Linked DNA regions of Homo sapiens: region 1 is linked to region 2. The links are chromatin contacts, found by Hi-C or POLR2A ChIA-PET in ENCODE. All regions are on one chromosome and are shown on one strand. Each heading gives the region's core, a stretch centred on a gene start or an enhancer-like site at or near the end of the contact. The rest is flanking DNA. Distances are from core to core; before and after follow the strand shown. Region 1 has its middle 110 kb from the start of LINC01814. Region 2 overlaps LOC100506274 (a long non-coding RNA gene).

What was found. A loop is a pair of places that touch in the nucleus more often than their neighbours do. ChIA-PET counts read pairs that join two places held with the same protein, here RNA polymerase II (POLR2A). Pooled maps may share reads with other maps.
Region 1: a pooled map shows a loop between it and region 2 (4-fold over the local background). The contact joins two enhancer-like sites. A Hi-C loop is called at or near these places in 1 of 168 maps with a recorded cell type or tissue (GM12878), 5 of 37 single-sample maps with no recorded cell type and 15 of 50 pooled maps. POLR2A ChIA-PET finds 5 or more read pairs at or near these places in 1 of 52 experiments (activated T-cell).

What each region holds. Positions count from the first base shown.
Region 1 is chr2:8,473,437-8,478,259 of GRCh38, reverse strand. No RefSeq gene overlaps it. Among named protein-coding and RNA genes, the nearest start is that of LINC01814, 110 kb to the left of the region's middle. RefSeq lists an enhancer at 2,633-2,802. Within about 2 kb of position 2,844, at least 9 of the 41 ENCODE cell types and tissues checked have a DNase peak (open chromatin) inside an H3K27ac peak, as active enhancers do.
Region 2 is chr2:7,433,704-7,439,022 of GRCh38, reverse strand. All of the region lies in intron 4 of LOC100506274 (a long non-coding RNA gene), which reads right to left. Among named protein-coding and RNA genes, the nearest start is that of LINC01871, 290 kb to the left of the region's middle. Within about 2 kb of position 1,727, at least 4 of the 41 ENCODE cell types and tissues checked have a DNase peak (open chromatin) inside an H3K27ac peak, as active enhancers do.

The sequences.
Region 1 (4,823 bases), core at 1,595-4,094, 1.0 Mb before region 2:
TTAGGGCAGCCAGGCCCCTTCAGAGCAGGGTGAAGACCTGGACCCCGCTGCCTGCTGTCTGTGCCCCCTCGGCCATCCTCGTATGCTCCGCCCCTCTACCCTGTCCTTTGGACGCCCCCTGACTTTTTCCCCTAAATTGACTGAATTGAAATTTACTTGTTTGAAACAATAGAAACCACGTGTTTCCTGATCATACCTAGCTTTGAAAACAGAAAGTGGGCAAAACAAGCCAGGCGCATAGTGGCATTGAGAAAGGCAAAGGCTAACTTCATTAAAAAGCTTCTTTGTGGTATCAGGCAGGAAGTGAAACAGCTTTAAATGGCAAACATTTCTCAATCATTTAATGCACCAGTAAGCTTGGCATTCTTTCTCCTTTGTCCCCTTAAAGAAAAAGAGAGCCCAGATATAACTCAGATGAGGAGGGGGAGGGCCCGATCCTGTGTGTTGGAGGAGTTCCCTGGAGCATTGGTCCTCACCCCCATGAAGCTTCACGGGAGGACCAATGTCAGACGTGGGTGCAGAGGACAGTGCAGTTTCTCTTGTGTGGCTGAGCCTGGGCCACCCCGGATGGATCGCTGACTTCTTGTTGGTGCCACTCACCAGCTAGTTCTCTCAAATCTGTTACCATCAGAAGCCCGGTAAATGGCAAACTTTCCTTGTTAACATGTAGGTCCATTTCCTGGGGATAGTGAAACCCCAGTCCCCACAGGTAGCATTGACCTCTGTTGCCAAATGCCATTATCCTGGTGTCCACTGCATGTTAGGCTCTTTCCACAGAAACCAAAAACACAGACAAGTGTGATAGGCTGAATCCTTTCTTGAAGAAAAAAATTGCACGTACATATTGAATAGCAAACCAATCAAAATGAAAAGGAAAACCAGAAGATGGATGCCACTGATACACGCTTGCTTAGTTGCACTTTTTAAGATTCATTTATAGATGTCAAATAGGATATGAACACATGGAGGTGTGCAGTAAATACTCCTTAATTGATGAAAAGGCAGACATATATGTGAAGATTTTTAGGGAAATACTTTTTTGGGGAAATAGCAGCCAGTTTAAGTTGGTAACATAAATGGTGCCAGATGAAATCATATTGACTGAGACCAAAGTCCAGCCAATATGAAATCGCTCTCAAATGTAATGACTTTAGCATAAAAATTCTGAGTGGTTTCCCACATCTCGTTAACCTTTGTACTGCTCTGCAGCCGTAGGGGCCAGGCATTCTCATAGGGCACTAAGGAAGTGAGAGGTGTGCCTTAAGGTGTGGCTGTAACTCACATTTCTTTTTTTTTTTTTTTTTTTTTTTTGAGACGGAGTCTCGCTCTGTTGCCCAGGCCGGACTGCGGACTGCAGTGGCGCAATCTCGGCTCACTGCAAGCTCCGCTTCCCGGGTTCACGCCATTCTCCTGCCTCAGCCTCCCGAGTAGCTGGGACTACAGGCGCCCGCCACCGCGCCCGGCTAATTTTTTGTATTTTTAGTAGAGACGGGGTTTCACCTTGTTAGCCAGGATGGTCTCGATCTCCTGACCTCATGATCCACCCGCCTCGGCCTCCCAAAGTGCTGGGATTACAGGCTGTAACTCACATTTCTGGACTTCCATTATCATCCTGTCTAATCCTATCATCACCCTGCTGCATCTGGCAAAATCCCCCTGTTCTTGAGCCTCCAAGTGGGTGAATTGGCTCCCATATCACCTCATTCCTGCTGTTGGCACAGGGCTAGTCCACGGTGTCGCAACTGTTTGTTTAGTGTCTGTCTTTCCCATACAAGCTCCTCCAGGGCACAGATCCAGAATTATACACCCCAACATCCCAGTAACTCCCACAGTGTCTGGTAGGTAATAGTTTAATAAAAGCTGGTTGAATGAAAGAGCAGGTACATTCTTTGGTGTTCAGAGTTATTAATTCCGTTTGTTGTTGGTGTTTTCTTGTGGTAGATTTCGAGTCTTGCTTCTCATAGTTATTTTTTTTTCCTAAGATATGTAATGAAGGCAGACTTCTCACCTTGCAAAAGGTTAGTCCCATTTCTAAAGCAATTTTATGGGCTCCTTTGAGAGTCTGGAAATGTCTCCTATATCTCTCGGGAGAATCCTAGGTGAGGGGTTGGCAAATGTAGCTGCAAACCAAAAGAGCTTGCCCTTGGAGTTAAGTGGAAAGGGCGTTGTGTCCCTTCTCTTTTAATTTCAGTCCCTGTCATTGTCATTTGTCTGGCAGGGAGCTCTGCAGGCTGGGAAAGCCTGATTTTCTCCTCTCTGAGCTCCTTGTAGCCGGATCCAGTTTGTGATTTTCCCTCATTGATTTTTCCTGCTTAAATGTAGTTGAAACAACCTTTTTGAATATGGAAAAAGGTTTTAGCACGGTCCAAACAGCTAGCAGGTGACAGCCGTTATACTGACGTGTGCTGCGCTGATTTTAGGGAAGTATTTATTTTTTTTTTAAGAGCCCTGACAATAAGTGGCTGCTTTTTCAGGTGGTGCTATTGCAGAAATGTTACAAACAATGGCTACTTGTGGAGCCTAACATCACTTCTTTGGCTTACATTTCTACAGAAATTGCTCACAGGCCTATAGCCTGGTTGATGCTCTTCCTTGTTTCAATTCATCTGATTATTCTAATGTACATCAGACCTACGGTCCCCTGTCTGATGAAGCCCCAACCGTTAAGGGGAAGTATTTGTCATCTCAGCACCTGGTTTCAGGAACAAAGTACTCACCTCCTGGCCACGTAAGCTATTTCAAAATAACCTTTGTTCAGGGATCCCGGAGGGCTCAGTGCAGTCCCGACTGTCCTGCAAACTGGTTGAGTGACGGGGTTGGGGAATTCAGGTGAGCAGGACTTCCACGGTTGCCATGGAGACCATCAATCATTTGAGGAAGCCTGCTGGGGGGAGTTGGGTGAGAAACCACGAGAAAAAATCATCCACCTTTTAACGATTTGTTAGCACCTAATGCAGCCATTAGGCCTGCACTTTTGGAAGTGTTTATTTGGAGCACTTGATTCTGGAAGTAGAAGGAAAGCTAAACATTGTAACTTCCTTTGGCAAATGCATCTAATTTGTGCATCAGAGATCTCTCACAATTCTTTAAGGGCCCTCAGCGCCTGAGGCTAATTAGGGCAGGGGGTGGTGCTCTTTTCCATGGTGGGCCCATTGGGCCATATACACACCTTGCAGGCTGCAGGGGTTCCTGGCTGCCATGGGGAATCCCATTCTTGGGGTTTCTGTTTAGAAGCCTAGCTATAGGTCGCTAACCTTTCAGGCTCTCACCAAAGTGTGCTCCCTTCTGTTGAAGACCTACTATGGGCCAAAGGCTTTTCCCACATCCCCTTCTTTGATTCTCTCTCTTTTTTTTTTTTTTTTTTTTTTTTGAGACAGAGTCTTGCTCTGTCACCCAGGCTGGAGTGCAGTGGCACAATCTTGGCTCACTGCACCCTCCGCCTCCCAGGTTCAAGCGATTCTCTTACCTCAGCCTCCCGAGTAGCTGGGATTACAGGCATGCACCACTACGGCCAGCTAATTTCTATATTTTCAGTAAAGACTGGGTTTCACCAAGTTGGCCAGGCTGGTCTAGAACTCCTGACCTCAAGTGATCTGCCCTATTTGGCCTCCCAAAGTGCTGGGATTACAGGTGTCAGCAACTGTGCCCAGCCCTCTCCTTTAATTCTTATGAAACCTTTGTAAGGTGGACGTTGTCAACCCTATTTTACAGATGAGGAAACAAAGGGCCAAGAATTGAAATGACCTCTTCAAGATCACAGAGCTAATCACTGTATAGCAGGGTGTCCACCCCAGCTGAGGGTGAAAATTACGTCTGTTCCATCACGGCACCCTCTCGAAGGAGGTGATGAAGAAACTCGTTCTGTGCTATTCCTAATAGCAGTCACTTCGGGCACTGCTTCATCAGCAGCTCCTACGGCCATCTTGGTGTCCATGTCCACTCCGTGTCTCAGCACTCTGTAGCTGTCATCAGTTTGATGCATCTCCCCTTCCCTAGGAGAACCGACAGGGCTGTCTCACCTGTAACACAGGTGAGGGGTTAGGGAGGAGGTAAGGGGTTAGGGAGCTTGCATGTTGGCCATCCCAGGCACTGCCAAGAGCCAGATCCATTCCTTTAATCCATTGACCCTGGAGTTTGGGAAGAGCTTTCATTCTGAAGCATAGGACTCTGAATTTGCAAAATGTCTTACAGCAGAGACCACCATAAAAATAATTGCACTTTGGTTGCTCTTCTGGATAATCTACAGATTTGTAAGTCTAGAAAATCAGACACTGCCATTGAACCAAATTTGAAATTCTGTAAGGCCTTGGGGTGTGTCCAGGTGCCCTGAGGAAGTGACCAAGGCCATCAGGGTGCTGTTACTGACTTAAGCTTGAGTTTCTTGACATCGGCATCTTTTTCCTGTGGGGAGGACTCCATAGCCAGGCTGGTGCCAGCCAGGACCTGGGTGCCCTTTTCCCTGGCTGCTTGTCTGCTTAGGCTCTTTCCAAGGCTTTAGTTCTGCCCATGTCTGTAAAGAAGGACCATCTTAGGAGAGGGAGAGGGAATGCCAGAGGCCTCCTGGTTCATCATCTCATTACAATACCTCTAACACCTTTGACCTTAGAGTCCTTCTCTTCTTCTAGAGCTACAAATAACACCAGGAAGGTGTGTGGCAGTGGTAGGGCCTCCAGACAGACTTGGTTCCACCAGGCTTTGGAGGGAAGTCATGTACCTCTCAGCCTCATACTCCACATCTGCAAAATGGGAACACGAAGGTCCATGTTGCCAGGGTAAGGAACAAGGCATATTTAGCACTTGTTGCCAAGTAGGTATTCCATAAA
Region 2 (5,319 bases), core at 478-2,977:
GTTGTTGACTGAACCAATCTTAGGACTTTAAAAGTCATAGGAATGCTGTAGCCCTATAACCATGAGTTCATGGCTGGCTGATTAGGCTCCTGAGACTAAAGCAACAGACACACAATCAAACCTCCTACTCTTGCTGCCTAAATTTTATTTATTATTTTTATTTATTTATTTATTTATTTATTTATTATTTTTTGAAACAGGGTCTTGCTCTGTCACCCAGGCTGGAGTGCAATGGTGTGATCTCGGCTCACTGCAACCTCTGCCTCCTGGGTTCAAACAAGTCTCCTGTTTTAGCCTCCTGAGTAGCTGGGATTAAAGGCGGCTGCCACCACGCCTGGCTAATTTTTGTATTTTTAGCAGACACGGGGTTTCACCATGTTGGCCAGGCTGGTATTGAACTCCTGACTTCAGGTGATCCACACACCTCACCCTCCCAAAGTGCTGGAATTACAGGTGTGAGAAAACATAAATGAAAACTGCAGTAAAGTAAACAAAGCAAAAGTGACAATAAGGAGTTGAAGGCAGCTGAGAGTTGAAAGTGTCCTGCAAAAGTCTCAAACTTTGCCGTTTTACTCAGAGAACTCTCTAGAGCCCTGGTCTAAGGTCCAGACAGACATGGTATTATCTGACTTTCTGTTCCCAAATCCCATCTGATTACGTTGCAGCCTCAGTTCTTTATCTGCTTCCCAGCCTATGTGGGTTTAGTGAATGACTGGCTCCCTGAAAACCCATCAGTCCAGATAGTGCCTTTCAGGGGAACCTCTTTCCTCCCAGGCTTGCACAGTGTATTTCAGCTGGGATGCCTCCTGATGACTCCCTCTGGCTGGTTCTGCTACATTCGCTCACTAACCTTTAGATACTCATTCATTATTAATGCAAAAGTGAGTGGTCATTGCCGAGTTGCAGTGGAAAGTCACACTTAACTTTCAATGCCATCTTCCTCTATTCCTGAAAGATGCTATTAGAATTAGGCAGGATGTTATAAGCTGAGAGAACAGCAAAGGAAAAGCATTTGCCTGCCTTCCAACCTCTCATAGCAATGATTAGAACACATTAAGGATTCTTTTCATTCTAGTAAGTATTTTTCTAGGTTTGCTCGAAGACCTAAATCAAGTTAGGGTAGGTTTTCGTAAGTGCCCGTGGTTTGGGCTGAAACCGAAAACTGATTCAAATGATGCAACTATTATGAAAGTTTTTCTGTAATAAAGTAATCATAAAATTGAAATTATGAAATGACTAGTGTTCACTGCCTTTCCATTTTCCAAGTAATTATCTGACGCTTCTGGGGTTTAGCAGATTTTTCTGCTAAATTTTTATTAAGATGAAAAAAGAAACATTTGTAAATAGCACCAAAGGTAGGATGTATTAAAAAGATACAGAGATGCTCAAAAGGCACTGAAATAAACTCTGTTTAATTTCTACTGGGGTCTTGCAAGCTTTTGGACACCCGAGTCAAATATTAAAACAACATTAGGGATTTTTTCTTAAGTTCAGAAACCCCCACCATCTAAGCAAAACATTTAAATTCTATTTTGGCCTTTGTTAGAGTTGGAGCATCATCAAACAGTACTTTTTCTAATCTGACATTTTAGAGGTTGGCAAATAATGACCATGAGCCACATTCAGCCCACTGTCTGTTTTTCTAAATACAGTTTTATTGGAGCACAACCACACCCATTTGTTTATGTCTTATCTGTGGGTGCTTTTCACACCTCAATGGCAGAGTTGAGTAGTTGCAACAGAGACCATATGGCCTGTGGAGCTGAAAATGTTTACTATCTGGCCCTTTACAGAAGAAGTTTGACAATGCCTGCTTTAAATAAAATATGCATTCTATTAGCTGGAGCTAGGCTTTTACAGATTATTAAAATATAACTAAATCCAATCCTTAACTTTCTGAGCTGCCATTACTCCCAAATATATTCCATTTGTGGCTGATAAAAACAATGTTTTTTTATTTTCTTTACCTCTCAAAAAATGCACTGAAGAAAACCTAACATATCAGAAGACCTGTCTATGGAAAAATAGGGGGAAAAGTCTCCTAAGAACAACCTCAGAGGGTTTTTAGAAGAGCAAACATTGCCCAATTTGTTCCCAACCAGTCCCATTTCTGTTGGTAAAATAAGCTCACAGCTTCAGTCATTACTCTTTGGGCCAGCAAGATCAAAGATGTGTTTATGTGAATGTGCCAGGGAAGGAGACAAAAAGCAGAGGTTCTCCACCATGGCTGCATATTGGAAGCACCTGGGAGATGAAGACAGTTCGAAAGCCAAGTCCCTCCCCAGGCCAATTAAATCAGAGTATGTGGAAATGTGGCCAGGGCAGCAGAATGTTTTCAAATTCCCCAGGTGGTTCTCCATTGCAAATAGAACTGAGAGTCGCTGGGTTCCAGTAAGGAAGGGTGCTATATGGAACAAGGACGTCACTTAAATTTGGGGGTTTTCCTTTCCACTGTAAAATGAGAGGGTTGAAATGAAGTTCTCTGAGGTCATTCCCGTCTGTGATTATAAGTGCAGTTCAATTGAATTAAGTTAATTTCCCCAAAAGAGGAAGCATGGAGCATTTTGACACCTTCTGTTATGAAGAAATATGTGGAATGGAAAGTGTTCAGAGCACGAATGGGTTCACTGCCGTGGGAACATGGGAAAGAAGGCTTGACGGTATTTCTGCTACTACTCTGTGGTTCAGTACTTCAGAAAGAAGAGAAGCCAGAACTTCTCTGGGACCTGTGTCAGACGCATGCTGTTACTCCTGCTGGCCTTTGCAGGCACCTCCAGTTCTGGTGGTTCACTTTTAGTTAACAGACAATAACCGAACACATGGTCTGAGGCTCACACTGTGCAGAGAGAGGGTGAAGCTTCTCAAGGGTGAATATTTTCTCTAGAGGAAAACAATGATGGGATAGATTCTGGTTCTGCTGCTTACCAGCTGTGAAAGATGGGATTTATTCATTCTCTCTAGACATCAGTTTTCTCATCTGCACAATAAGAGTAATAATCATCTCTCTATTCTGGTATCCTACAGAGGATTAAATAAAATAATGCATCAGAAGGCTTGGCAAAGTGTCCACCACAATGTAGGCTAAACAAAGAGTATATCATCATTACAATCATTTTCATTATTATTACTGTAATCATCATGATGTATTGGCAACACACAAGTGAATCAAAGGTACTGGCTACCAGTGATTTTCAATTTGTGGTTACAAATGACACCTAACAGGGCTGACTTTGTTAATATTTGAGGGGCTCTATAATAGTAAGATGGGAAGGTGTCTTTCTGTATAAAATACCTCAGACATTACGAGGGAGCCAGGCATGGTGGCTCCCGCCTGTAATCCCAGCACTTTGGGAGGCCAAGGCAGGTGGATCACTTGTGGTCAGGATCTTGAGACCAGCCTGGCCAACATGGTGAAATCCCATCTCCAAAAACACAAAAATTAGCCAGGCGTGCTGGTGCGTGCCTGTAGTCCAAGCTACTGGGGAGGCTGAGGCAGAAGAATCACTTGAACCCAGGAGGCGGAGGTTGCAGTGAGCTGACATCATGCCACTGCACTCTGGCCTGGGTAAAGGAGTAAACTCCATCTCAAAACAAAACAAAACAACAACAACAGCAACAACAAGGCTAGCAAAGGGCAGCATGTATGACAGGCAGGATGCACACTAACTCCCATTCCCTCCCCCACTGCAGAATGTACAGCATCGCATGTGCAGATGGTTATTACACAAGTGTGTGTCCATAAGCAATCTAGGGTGTATTTTGAATGCTTTTAAAGCTTCCTATGAATAGTAGCATATTAAATGGATACTGGTGAAACCTGGATTTTCACTCAACATTAAGTTTTTGAGATTTATCCATATCAACACACGCCATGCAAGCCCACAGGTTCTAACTGCTATATTCTATGTCACTTTACGATTTTGCCATGATTTATTTATCCTTTCTTATGTGGCTGAATATTTGAATCATTTCCATTATTCTGTATTACAAAAAAAGAAATGTTGCAGTGTCCATTTTACATGTTTCCTTGTGTACAAGTGTGGGAGTCTCTTAGTGCGTTTACTGAGGAGCTTTATCACACAGAATACGCCCATCTTTAAATTCTCAGTCTCCTTTCCGGGCTCATTGTTATCTCCTGGATTTTGTAAGTATCGGTGTGCCCCACAGCTCAGTTCTTGCATCTCTTCTCTTCTCCACCTGCATTTAGGTAATACCACCTGGTTCCATGTCTTTAAATACCACCCAGGATTACTATCTCCAGTCTGGACATACTTCCTGAAGTCTGGGTTCATACATCAACTTGCTTACTTAGTATCTTTGTAGATATCTAAAGGGACATATGACGGACATTGTAAATGCTCGCCAATGGGGTTTCTCTTCCAGGCACACAGACTGCATTTCTCATCGCACTTTCACCAACATGGGAGAATGTGACTACTTCTTGTTGAAAAAAAATAAGAATGTACCACTTGTCTTTGGTTCCCTGGGAAATCGAGTCACAGATTTGGTATGGGAGGTTATTGGGCCAGCCCTTCAGGAATTCACCTGTATGGGAGTTAGAGGTGGAGATCTGGGCAGAGGGAAGACTTGAACTGAACTGTGATTCATTTCCAGCAGAGCCTTAGCTGATCCCGCAAGGGCCCTGGAGGTGAAATCGCATCTCAGAATTGTTCCAGATGGAGGCATGAGCTGTGTCTTTTTCCTCCCATGTCAGCCATCATTAGAAGTGGGCAGCTTCTAGGGAGAGGACATTTCCTTGTGCTAGATGGCTTTCTTTATCTGAGAAATTTATGGGGAGGGATGTCCCGGGGAGCCACCCGACACTTCAACAACAGGGATAATAAATACCTCAGACCTCAGGGGGAGTGATGAGCAACACACCCCCACATCCACTGCACACTCCTAAGCTGAGGTGGTAAAAAAGAGCCTGCTCAGTTTTCAATCTTGTACTTCATTCAGCAATGAGTGTGAAGACCATGAATGGCCCCCATCTCAAATCCTTCAAGGAGCTACAAGGGCTTAAGTCATCTGAACCTGTATCACTTCTCCAACCTCACCTTGAACCATTCATACTTATCGTTCTCCAGTATAGAATGACCCCCCACTCCACTCAGCTATTCACTAATTCCCTCACTTCTTTCAAGGCACTGCTCAGATGTCATCTCATTGTTATGAGCCCTTCTCTGATCACCATCTATTTCAAAAAATATATGTGAATAAATTTATTTTTTAAATTATTTTCCAGAGCATTCATGTCATCATAAGACACATTACAAATTTATTTTTAAACAAATAAAAGACTAGCCCCATCTAAGCATA